Linked DNA regions of Homo sapiens: all the other regions are linked to region 3. A link is an interaction called in ENCODE POLR2A ChIA-PET data of the cell type or tissue named here. Cell type or tissue: MCF 10A. All regions are shown on one strand.

The links. Peaks named below come from ENCODE experiments on the same cell type or tissue, not always from the same donor. Only the 100,000 strongest peaks of a DNase experiment are listed, where the experiment ranks them.
Region 1: POLR2A ChIA-PET joins it to region 3 with 8 read pairs; 12 of 35 experiments call an interaction of 5 or more read pairs at or near these places.
Region 2: POLR2A ChIA-PET joins it to region 3 with 5 read pairs; 5 of 35 experiments call an interaction of 5 or more read pairs at or near these places.

The regions. Positions count from the first base shown.
Region 1 is chr7:92,644,275-92,648,274 of GRCh38, reverse strand. All of the region lies in intron 5 of CDK6 (cyclin dependent kinase 6), which reads left to right. It overlaps LOC112268009 (a long non-coding RNA gene), which reads left to right. Exons shown (of 2, transcript XR_002956577.2): 1 at 1-4,000. Among named protein-coding and RNA genes, the nearest start is that of FAM133B, 56 kb to the right of the region's middle. In MCF 10A, no CTCF peak of the experiment used is centred here; a DNase peak (open chromatin) is centred at 2,404.
Region 2 is chr7:92,902,647-92,906,646 of GRCh38, reverse strand. The region is part of intron 1 of CDK6-AS1 (CDK6 antisense RNA 1); the gene reads right to left. Among named protein-coding and RNA genes, the nearest start is that of CDK6, 68 kb to the right of the region's middle. In MCF 10A, no CTCF peak of the experiment used is centred here; a DNase peak (open chromatin) is centred at 2,156.
Region 3 is chr7:92,836,694-92,840,693 of GRCh38, reverse strand. The region is part of intron 1 of CDK6-AS1 (CDK6 antisense RNA 1); the gene reads right to left. Among named protein-coding and RNA genes, the nearest start is that of CDK6, 2.1 kb to the right of the region's middle. RefSeq lists a silencer at 3,819-4,000. In MCF 10A, no CTCF peak of the experiment used is centred here; no DNase peak of the experiment used is centred here.

The DNA of each region.
Region 1 (4,000 bases), 190 kb after region 3:
GCTGGCAAAAGACACAAGACTCTTGGGTTAGAGACAAAGCCTAGTTTATTACTCACAGCAATAGCAGTAGCTACAGTATCAGCATTTGCACCAGATTCCCAATTCCCATAGGAAAATAAGAAGGGGGGCAGATGACACCTGCAAGCACGCACGAACACACTTACACACACACATACCCACACACACACACGGGTTGTGTTACAAAAACGAATCCCCAACATGAATCTTTTATAATGGTCAGTTAAGTCGGCCTTACCTTTGCCCCAGCAGAAGCTATTATCATGTTTAAGAGCAAACAAACCTGCTCATGCTATAGAGGGAGACACTATCATCTTCCAAAGCAGTTTACTTGAAAATCTAATCCAGCACAAATGCAGTTAGTGTCTCTACTTGCAAGATGTGCAGAAATACAAAGGGCCCATGCAGAATTGTCTCCCAACAGGGAACAGCTGTCCCCTGCGTCCACTACACCACTGTTCCTTCCTCTGAGACCTTTCAAGTTTCATTATACACACATCAAGGTCTGTAGCCAAACCTGCAATATTTAGATGAAAATATATTGGTGCATTTATTTCTTACTATAGAACTTAAACTCCACAGGGCAAGGATCTTTGCTTTGTTTACTTGGATATCCCAGAGGCAGAGAACTATATCCAGCACATAGTCAGCATTCAATAAAGATTCGTTGAATGAGTATATGAATTTCCTGTATTCTTATTTGGATCCATAAGTTTATTGGCTTTGCTGTGCAGAAGCAGCAGTTATATCGGTCCCTTCAAGAAACTGCCTGCAGAGATTCCTGGAGTCATCTGCCTGGAGCATTGCCCACTCACCTCCTCAACTCACCTCCTGGCTGCTCCACGTCATTCTTCCAATCTCATCTTAAATGTTATTTCCTTAAAGAAACCTTTCCTGACCCAGAGTAAAATCAGTACCTTCGGGTATTCACTCTCACAACACCTTGACTTTTTTCCTTCATAGCACTTAGCACAGTTTGCACTTATATTTATTTTAGTGTTTTCTGGCTTAAAACCTGTTTGCCCTATCACTCATGAAACTATAAACCAGACCCTCTCTATTTTACTCACCACTGTATAACTAGTACCTAACAGAGCATGGCATAAAGTGGCTACTAAGTAAATGAATAATGAATAAATGAATGAACATACTGCAGCCTGTAGGTCAGAGCCCATCACTCTGTGAGTAGCTCTGGCATAAAATGGGCCAAATGCATCGTTTGCTCCTTGCCTTTTTCAAAACAGTTTTCCCATGTTTCTCTTCAGTCACTTAGTCTCAAGATTTTTCTTCAGTAGAGTTTAGTCATTTTTTTATTTTATATTCCCAGAAAGCACTTAATTTTAAATTCAGAGGTTTTATGTCATTTTACTAATCAAAACAGTATAAACATATTAAGTCAATACTGGTCCTAGCATTATTCCTTTGGTAGTTCTAATGTTTACACTTAATATATTTAACTCAGTTGCATAATAAGGAAATGAAACTTACAGAAGAATCCCATGGGATTCTTCTCTCAATTAATGAATGAGCAAATATTCTTTGAAAACCTACCAGGTGCTGGCCAGGCGCAGTGGCTCATGCCTGTAATCCTAGCACTTTGGGAGGCCAAGGTGGGCAGATTACCTGAAATTGGGAGTTTAAGACCAGCCTGGCCAACATGGTGAAACGCTATCTCTACTAAAAACACAAAAATTTGCCAGATGTGATGGCAGGCACCTGTAATCCCAGCTACTCGGGAGGCTGAGGCAGGAGAATCGCTTGAACCTGGGAGGGAGAGGTTGCAGTGAGCCGAGATCGCGCCACTGCACTCTGGCCTGGGTGACACAGCAAGACTCCATCTCAAAAAAAAAAAAGAAAAAGAAAAAGAAAAAAGAAAACCTACCAGGTGCTTACAATCATTCTGGGCACTGTGGAAGATAGCAAAAACCTGAAGACTGAGCCTGAAGGAGGTTATAACTTACATGAGCAAATAAAAATGTGCATGATGTGTTAGCATGTAATAATTAGCAAACAGTATCAGACCAGGCATATGTAAGTGCTGAGCCACATGGTACAGATTTTTAAAACTGTTAAGAGCTTAGAAAAGTCAGATATTACCCTGAACTAGAATAATAGGGGCTTCCTGAAGTTAGTCCTGAGCTGGATTTTGAAGATGTTTGATTGGATATTTAACAAGAACTTCATTAGGCAAGCCACAAAAATAGCAGTGCATTCATTCTCAGAAAAGCAAGACCTGGCTGTACTGGAAGGTATAAGTTGGGAAATAGTGTCGTGTATGCACAATCACCGTTGGATTATATGAATCACACAGTCTTTATGACTCCTTTTCCATTCAATTCAATACCATACAGAGATAAAGCCACACCTTTGGACAAATACAGCCGGGGTGTGAGCCGCCAAAAGATGGAGCCTTACTAAGGAGTATCCACGAAGTAAATAAACTCCGAAGGAAAGACTTGGAAGGTCATCCAACATACTCATAAATTCCAGCTATTGCCAAAGATGAAAGGGAAGTGAGAGCCATGAGGAACAATAGGAAGGAGTGCCCCTGCCCCCTCTTAACTGCCTGTTTACAGGAGGGGAGGAGCAGCAGTGCTGCCCAGATGGCAGAGCCAAAGTTAGAATGAAGCTTCTTCCTCACCCTAAGACCTCTTTAGGAAATCCTGTTTGTGACGGTGGCTTCACTGTGAAGTCATCAGGAGCCCCCTCCCCGGGTTGCAGGAGCACACTTCTGGATTGAACCATGGTTTCTAATGCTGCTTGGAAATCTTATTATCATGTGCACTCAGCAAGATAGAAACTGCATATCAGGTGAAGCTTGGGTCAGACTTTATTTTGCAAGCATTTACTTATCTTTCTTGTACGATGGAAATGCTGGCAACACAATAGCTTAAAAACAAGATAAGCCTCATCTTTTTTCCTGTGTGGGTATGTTAGGGAATGATGGTTTTGATGGCCTTTAAAAAGCAGGAAAGGGCAAAGCCCTGTGATGCCATTTCTTTGGCATTTCATTACTTCATTAAGAGAATTATCCTAAAAGCCTGGGAGCTGTAATACGGCTTAAAAACTGATGAGAGCTGAGTGAAAACACCATAGACTCCAAACCAAATTAACCAGAAGGTTCATCCCAAAGAGACCCGCTTTTATATTCGCACCTGGGGTGTGTACTTTTCCTTCTGCCACTCAAGAGCTTTTGCGTGTGGGGGTGAACAATTTGCTTTCCATGCCAAACCCGATGAAATGGGATTTGTCTTCCCTCTCAGACAGGTGGCCAAGCTGTAACAGAGAGGGCTCTGCCTGGCTGCTTGCCTCTTTGGACATGCAGCACTGTCAGTGCAGCGCCAGGCCCCATATCTGACCCTGTGGCCTCACAATCTGGAGGCCCACATTGGCAGCCTGGGGTGGTGACAGCTTCGGTCAGTTGTTGTGGAGTTCCACTGGCAGACAAAGAAGAGTAGGCGAGTGTGCTGATCCAGGTTCCTTCTGTATGATAGAAGAAACCTCTAAGGTCCTGGTAATGTGTGAACCAGTGGAATACCTGCTCCAATAATTAAAGTATGAGCTTTCCTTCCTCTTTTTCAGGGTGGACCAGGCCTTGGGAAAGGAATTTTGGCCTTCCCAGACTGTACACATTACTTAATGTGTCCTTCTACACTTATTACATGCATCAGGAGCAGATTTCACAAGCCTTCTTCCTATGAGACTAGGTTAGTCACTAGGGTTAATTATTCAGTAGTTAAAGGAAATATTGTGATGGAGGGAAAAATAGATTTCCAGAAGCCAGGGAGTAGAGGGCCTCAGAACATCAAATTGCTCCATGAAGAGAGTACACAGCCATTTTTATTTCAGTCTTTGAACATGAGATAGTAATCGTGATTTGAATTCTCTAAACCTCAAAAATATTCCCTTCTTAGCTGTAAATAGCCACTTGTCCCAACCCCATATATCCATGGGGAGCTTCTGTTCTCCCAGAGAAAATGCA
Region 2 (4,000 bases), 66 kb before region 3:
AACAGAAACTCATAGGATGCTTTGAGGGTGTAAATTGGTAAAAACTACTTTGGAAATTTTGTTACCAGTAAAGCTGAGCATATGTGCACCGTATGATTCAGAAATTCAATCTGCAGGTATAAAATTAAATGAAATGCATACATATGTGCACAAAATGATAGTTATGAGAATGAGAATATTCCTAGCACATTATTCTCCATAGCACCAAACTAGAAGCAACCCAAATGCCCATTGTATTAGTCCATTCTCACACTGCTACAAAGACATACCTGGGACTGGGTAATTTATAAAGAAAACAGATTTAATTAGCTTGCAGTTCTGCAGGATGTATAGGCTTCTGCTCCTGGGGAGACCTCAGGAAACTTACAATCATGGTGGAAGACAAAGAGGAAGCAGGCACAGTCTTCACATGGCCAGGAGGAGAGAGAGGGAGTGAAGTGGCAGGTGCTACACACTTTCAAACAACCAGATCTTGTGAGAAATCCATCACAAGAGCAGCAACAGGAAAGTCCGTCCCCGTGATTCAATCACCTTCCACAAGGCCCCTCCTCCAACACTGGGGATACAATTTGACATGAGATTTTGGTAGGGACACAGAGCCAAACTATATTACCCATTAACAATAGAATAGATAAATTGTAGTATATATGTATAATGGAATACAATTTAGCAATGAAGAAAACTATATCTATCTATAAAAACATTAATGAACCTCAAAGGTATAACATTTAGCAACAAAAGAGTATATACTATGTAATCTCATTCAAATAAAATTCAAAAACAGGCAACATTAATTTATAGTAATAGGAATCTGTGCCGTGGTTACCTTTGGAGGAAGTAACAACAGGGACAGGAGCACATAGTAGGCCTCTGTGGTGGTGTTAATGTTCAGTATCTTGCTTTGTGTCAAAATCAAGCTGTAAAATTAAATTTATGCCCTTACAAGTCCATAAATTAAATTTAAATTTAATAAGTGAAACAAAAGCTATATCGTTGCCTAAATCAACCAACCATAAAGTCATGAGTCATAAAAATTCCCAAATTACTTTTAATCCTATCATTCCTAACCCTAAAACAGTGAGGCCCTCCTGATAAAAAGACGCACTCTCATTACAGACAGTCCAATGCTCTTCCTGTGCCCAGCACATTATTAATAATTAATAACTAATATTTTAGTGCCAGACACCACACTGACTAAATAGTTATTGTGGATGAATATAGTTAGGGTGGATAATAGTGTGGACTAAATAGTTAGTGTGGATTAATGCAAATCATGCATTAATATATTGAAATCTCCCAATAACCCTTAGAGATGGCTATTATTAAGCTACTCTATAGATGAGAAAGTAAATTTTCACAAGGTCACTATATCAGTCAATATCTTTCATTACAATTAAAAGAGACCAACTTTCGTTTAAGCAAAAGGGAATGTGCTTAAAAGGGCATTGCAGAACTCCCAGAGTTGCCAGGACTGCCAATGTGAGGACTCTGTAGCCATGAACAATACCCCAGATCAAGTAATGGAGCTGGTCCAATGTGAAAACACTGTCTTATTGCCCAGCACTGGTGAGTGTGGCCCACTCTGCCACACTGCCAGACCTGGAGCCCAGACACGGGCACTGGCAAGTCTGCCACTGCTCTGTGGGAGCTTGCCATAACTTCTGCCACCAGCACGACCAGCAAGAATGACTCTCAGTTCCCACTGCAGCAACCAAGTGCTGAGCACATGTTTCATGCCCTAAGGCAAAAAGGAATATATGCACTTAAAAAATCCCAGGTTTGGAAGGTGGCAAGTGGGAATTTGAACCCAGCTGACTTGGTTCCAAAACCAAAGGCTCAAATTTTTGCGAGGCTGTCTACAAACGGGTGATGTTACTTTACCATTTAAAGGACCAAATGAGGCAAGCAAATCCAACAACAAGCAAACCCAACAACACTTCATGTCACTGTGTCACTATCAGAAAGATTCAAAAATGAATTGCTTGACTAATTTATAGACAGAACAAAACTATTTATATGACAAATAGGGCTGCTGGAAATCACCAAGTGCTTTAATAAAGGCAGACAGGGAGGACCCCATATGACAGCTCATCCGAGAACCAGAACTGCACCATGTGGGGCCATGTGGCTGCATGCTGACTCAGAAGAGGGGTGGGGAAGGAGGGCCGCTTCTGATTCACCAAGACCACATCCTGCCCCTCCTTCATTCTTTCCCCTGGAAGCTGCATATCAATCTTCTTAGTGAAATCTCCCCAAAGCATGGGGCTCAGGTATTTTCAGCAAACGTCTGTGAACCTAAGAGTCCCATTTTCCAGGAACATTTGGCCCTGCTTCTTTTCAATGGCATTTAGGTGTGAAGTTGACTATGACTAAGTGTGAAGCTGATAGTCTGCACATGAATACTCAGGGCTTGATTTGGGTTATTTAGTTTTCCCTGTGTTTTCTTGGGCACAAACCAATATCTAACATCATATATATATATATATATATATATATATATATATATATATATATATATATATATATATATATATATGTCCTTTAAAAAACTGGCTTTAGCTGGTTTAAATCAGAAAGAAAATTCTTAAACACACAATACCAGTTAGGTAACAACTTGGGAGAAATGTGTTCTTTCTGACAATCGTGTAAATACATATTCATTATCATCAAAGACTAAACAAGCATGTCATCCTGCTCTGATTCATCTTAGGAAAACATGTGGTAGGCAATTCAAAATCCTTCAAATAAAGAATAAAAAGAGGCAAGGTCAAGTTTTTTGTTAAAGGAAATTTAGTAAAATTAGTGTATTTGTGGACTTTTTAATTTTGTTTGCAGTTTTGAAGGTTGGGGTTTTTTGGGGTTTTTTACTTTTGTTTTGGGCTATCATTATTATTATTGGTTTCTATGAAGGCAGTAGTGGGAGTTAGGATTAGAAAGGTTGTGGTAGTCAATATATGGAGGACTTTGAAAGGTTAGGGATCTGATCTTTATTCTGTAGGGAGGGAGTAATTCATAAAGGTTTTTTATCTACTTTATTTTTACAATTTTTTAGCCAAATAGAACAAAGAGAAAAGTGTGGAAATTTTAAGTAAATTTAATTTTTTAAATCACACGTTATGCAATCACCATTCATGTCAAGAAATAGCTACCAGCACCTCAGGAAGTTCCCTTGTGGTATTTTTAAATTTAAAAAATTATCAACTATAACCAAATAGAGTGAAAACGTAAAACATGTATGTTCTGTTTAACATGTCATTGCCATCAAGGTCAAGAAGTCTAAGATCGAAAGCACCCCAGAAATCTCCTGAGTTTAACTTTGAAATCTCCTGAGTTTAACTTCGAAATCTCCTGAGTTTAACTTCCAAATCACAACTTTCTCCCTCCGCATCCACCATTCCCAAACCATAAGGTAATTGCTACCCAAATATTTGGAATAACCATTTCTTTGTTTTACTTTGTTTTTACCACCTAGGTATGCATTGCTAAATAAGATAGTTTAGTTTTGCCGTTTTTGAACTTTGTTCAGATACAATCATGCTTGATGTTTTCTTTGTTGTTTTGCTTCTTTACCCAACAGTATTTTTGAGGAGTCATCCATGCTGATTCTTGTAGTTCATAGTCAATTTCTTTATTATAAATAATCTGTTGCATGAATATATCACAAGTTATTTATCCATGCTATAGTTGTTAGACAGTTAGTGGTTTCCAGGCTGAGGCTATTACAAATAATGTTAAGGCATTGTCTGTGTGTATGTAAGGGAAAAAGAGAGAGAGGATTAAGATGTATCTAGTAGTACTATGCAAGCTGAACTCAGATAGGGAGGAAAGAATCACGGAATTTAGTTGGGAGACTCAACCATAACAATCAAACATATGAGCTTAGTGATTAAAAAAGAAAGTAAGAAAGGACAGATTCCTAGCAGGAGTTCCCATTAATCTGCATTTTTGCCTGCTTTTGATGCTATCCATAATTTTAAATGTTTGCTAAAATAATAAGGAA
Region 3 (4,000 bases):
TATGGAGTCATACAGTATACAACCTCATTTAATAAGACAGATTTAATTGCATAATAGGATAGACACAGAAGGCCATTCATCCTGAAAGAATCGGGTTGCCTGGCTACGCCATACCTATAAGCACTGAGGCTGCATCTCTCAGCCCCACGACCTCAGCATGTGCTTCCTTCACTTGTCCCTGATGCCAGGCCATTCATAGAAGTTTCTCCCCGGGTGCCTTCTTTGTCCCTCCTCCTACCTCTGAGATCCCACTTTATCATCGTTCACTCCCACTGTGTTATACCTCCACTGCTGCAACTGAATGGTCTATCTAAAGCATGTAAACACCTTTTAGCTCAACCAAAACCAGCTATGGTAACACAATTTTTAGGCCATGTGTGCAGCTGAGATGCAAGTATTATCTCAGAAAAGAAATGTTAGAAACCAGTGAAAATTACAGGTCACTGTAAATAGAAAGAAAATATAGGTATTTTAACGTGATTATCACCATCTTTTGTAAGTATATTTCCATAGTTATTTTTCTGATTACTCAGAATTCTAATATAGATGATGAAAGAATCTTAAGAACATGTTTCAAACATGTCATAACAATATGCCAAGAACATACAGGTATTCACACACACACACACACAAAGGAAAAAGAAGATATGGGTGTCTATCAAAAGGGAAAAATTAAAAAAGATGATGGCAATTATACAAATATGAACATAGTACTGACATGTTGCACAAAGAAAATTATAGAGTAGTAGAACCAATGGAAGCAGCATGTTCCAAAAGACAGTAATGTTTGTTTTTTCCTCCTTAAATGTTATAAGCTACTACTTTATATCTATTTTTTCCCTCATGGCAGATATCAAAATCATTTCAAGTTTCACTGCTCAAATGCAGTGCAATAGATCACATGCAACAGTAAAAACAGAAAAACCCAGGTCATTTCCAAATTGACAGAAAGAATTTATTTAGAAGACTGAACTTTAAAAATCATTTAAAGCTCAGAATTTTACAATGCAAAAAGTTGATAATACAATTGACTTTTCCTAAGCTATTTAGCAAACTTTCGGTAATATAGTTCAGGGGAAAACCCAAGAAAATATCTTGGAAATGTCTGAGAAGGGAAAGAAGAATGCATTAAAATGTACTGCATTTATATTATGCTATTTCTGTTAAAATTATAGTTTCTCATGATTATTACTCAATAAAGATAACATGTACACAAACACATAAATCAGGTTAAAAAGTAGGGTAACTTGTTTCAAGGTTAAACTAGAAGTGTATTTTAAAATAATTGTGTAGTACATTATAGCAAAATCTCATTTCTGAGTTTCTGGAAAATATATTTTATAAACTCAAATAGCCAATATAAATCAGAAATGAATTAGATTTAGGTGTACATTATATAATTATTATTTGTAACTAAATTACACATTTCCTTAACAAGTTAAAAATTATAGACCAAAATTTAAAATTTTATGTTTATTTTAGTGAAAACAAAATTGTACAGGTATTTGATATATAAATGTTCACACATGAAATACATTCCTTGTGTGACATTAAGAAGTCTTTCAGTGTAAGTTACACCACCATATTTGGAAATAAGTCCATGAAATGTAATTTTTAAATACCTGTAAGATGATTTGCAACTTTAGAATATCTGGTATGTAGTGTGAAAATACTGGTTGGAGTCATTATTCTTGAGTTCTATATATTAATTCTCAGAAGACTCCTAAACAAAGAAGTTGGAATTTGGTTCACAGTTTAAAAAGTTTGAACATATTTTCTTATGATAACCTGTTACCCACAGCAGAAGTTATCCATAAACAAAAATAATCTGGTATTTACTAATTTTATACAATCAATTGTAAAACTGCCTTGGGTCTGAAGCTTTCACCAACTGGGACTTAATGTGAACCATAAGCAGGAAGAGTGAACAATGATAAATTAACATAAAAGATAGCAGTATCAGGAAAAGAAGAGGACAGAGAGTTAACACTCAGTACTAACATATATAATTAAATAAAGTTTCATTGTTTTTTACATTGTCCAAATGATCTAGTAACCTAAATCATGGAATTTCTGATCTAGCAATGGTTGTTGTCAAATTCAGTAACTAAAAATTCAACCCAGTGTAGAAAAGACACTTCTCTGTTAATTTAATATTTGTAGCTTACTATTTTTTTAATAAATGATTTATTCAAATAAATTCTAGCCATGATGTGCTGCTTCCTATTTGCTGGCAATTATTTCTGGATTATATAAACATGTTAATTACCAGCAAGTAAATCTTGTTTTAAAAGGCAAATGATAAGTGTGAACAATTATCAAAATGGAGGATTCCCACTTGTGTCTCTGGCTTAAAGTCTAATTAGTGACTTGTAGTGATCCAATATTTTTATGTAAATATAAAATCTAATGATTTGCCTTCTTAAATTTATAAGGTATATGAGATTATAGATAGCTTTATAAATACAAATTTTGTTCAGAAAACTGGATCTTATTTTAGAAGACATGCTCTTAACACAAATGTATTTTATGAATTATCTTAAGCTTAAAGACATACAATTATTCACTTTTATTTTTAAAGAAAAAAGTATTATAATGCATTGCAAAATATGTGCTACTGAAAATGCATCAATTTTTATTTCCCTAGCCTTACCTCACACTATAACATAGAATCAGTTTTATAAAGGCAAAAATTTGATTTACTGTGAGATTAGTAACATGGTTTTAAAGTCAAAAGATTTATAGAAGTAGTATTTCCAATTCAAACAGAATTTTGCCAGGTTTTAATTTTTCTACAAAGCACTTAAGTAAATAATTTTGTGAAAAGTTTTGCTTTAAGATGTTTTAAAGGGTTTCAAGTATTCTACAGATAGAGATTTTGGGGAGAACACCAAATTCTTTCCAAAAAGACAGCTATTTCAAGTTTTCTTTTACTCCATTGTAGAAAGTTTTAAAGACTTTTTTTTCTCCAAAATCTAATTTTCACCTGAAATAATTGTATTCAAGGGTTTCTCAGCAGGTAAAGTATACATTCTTACAAGGTTTCAAATTTCAGATTTCCAATAATGCATTTAAACTGAGCACTCCTCTTTTTGTGTATGTATCTACTATCTGCAGTTCTATTATTTACACTAAATTTTAGTCTTTTTAGCTCCTCTGAAATACGTTAGTGAACCCTCAGCAGTTACTAACCACTTAATAATTGTGAGCCCGCCAGCCCCTTCAAGTAGATCGTTAACCATAAGAGTGCCTGACAATTTCCAAACCATATCCTCTGTCTAAAAGGAAAAGATAGGGCTTTGTGAGGCAGAAAGGAAGCGAAGGAAAACAAAACAAATGTAGCTCATGCTGAAAGTGAAAAGTGCTTGGATAGATTAGTATTTTCTTTTCTGCAAGGCATCCTGCCAAACTTTTTCTTTATTTTTTTAAGAGAAGAGTTATTTTTTGGTCTGATTTTTCAGTTTCTTGGAAAGTATTGGTATTTACCACCCCCATTGGCCGCTCATAATTATTGTTGGTTGTTTTGTGTTTTTCCCATCCGTCCACGTCACACAGTGAGGATGCCCCCCGCTTCACCCTGTCAAAACCCCAACTCTGGGCGACCCTGGGTTTGGAAACTCCGCCGACTCCCGACGACACGTCCCACTCTCTCCCACTAATGCCGCTTATTTTAGTCGCAGGATCCCCCTACTACAGTTTCAGCGAAAGCCGGAAATTTTCATTTAACTCTCCCCCCCACCCCCACCCCCACCGCGCCCTTCTAGCCCCCGACTCGTAGAAGGGAGCTAGGGAGCCCGGAGCTCGGAGCACTGCCGGGACTCGGCCGCCTCATTTCTCTCCGGAAGGCTTTAATTTGCACACTTTCTTGCCACTGCGCCACGAGCCCCCAGCCCCGCCGGGGGGTGGGTCTCCGGCAGAGTTGGCTTCGCGGGTCCCTGCCCCCACCCCGCACGGTCGCCCCAGCTGCCTCCCCGGCTGGGGCCCCCAGCGCCGGCCGGAG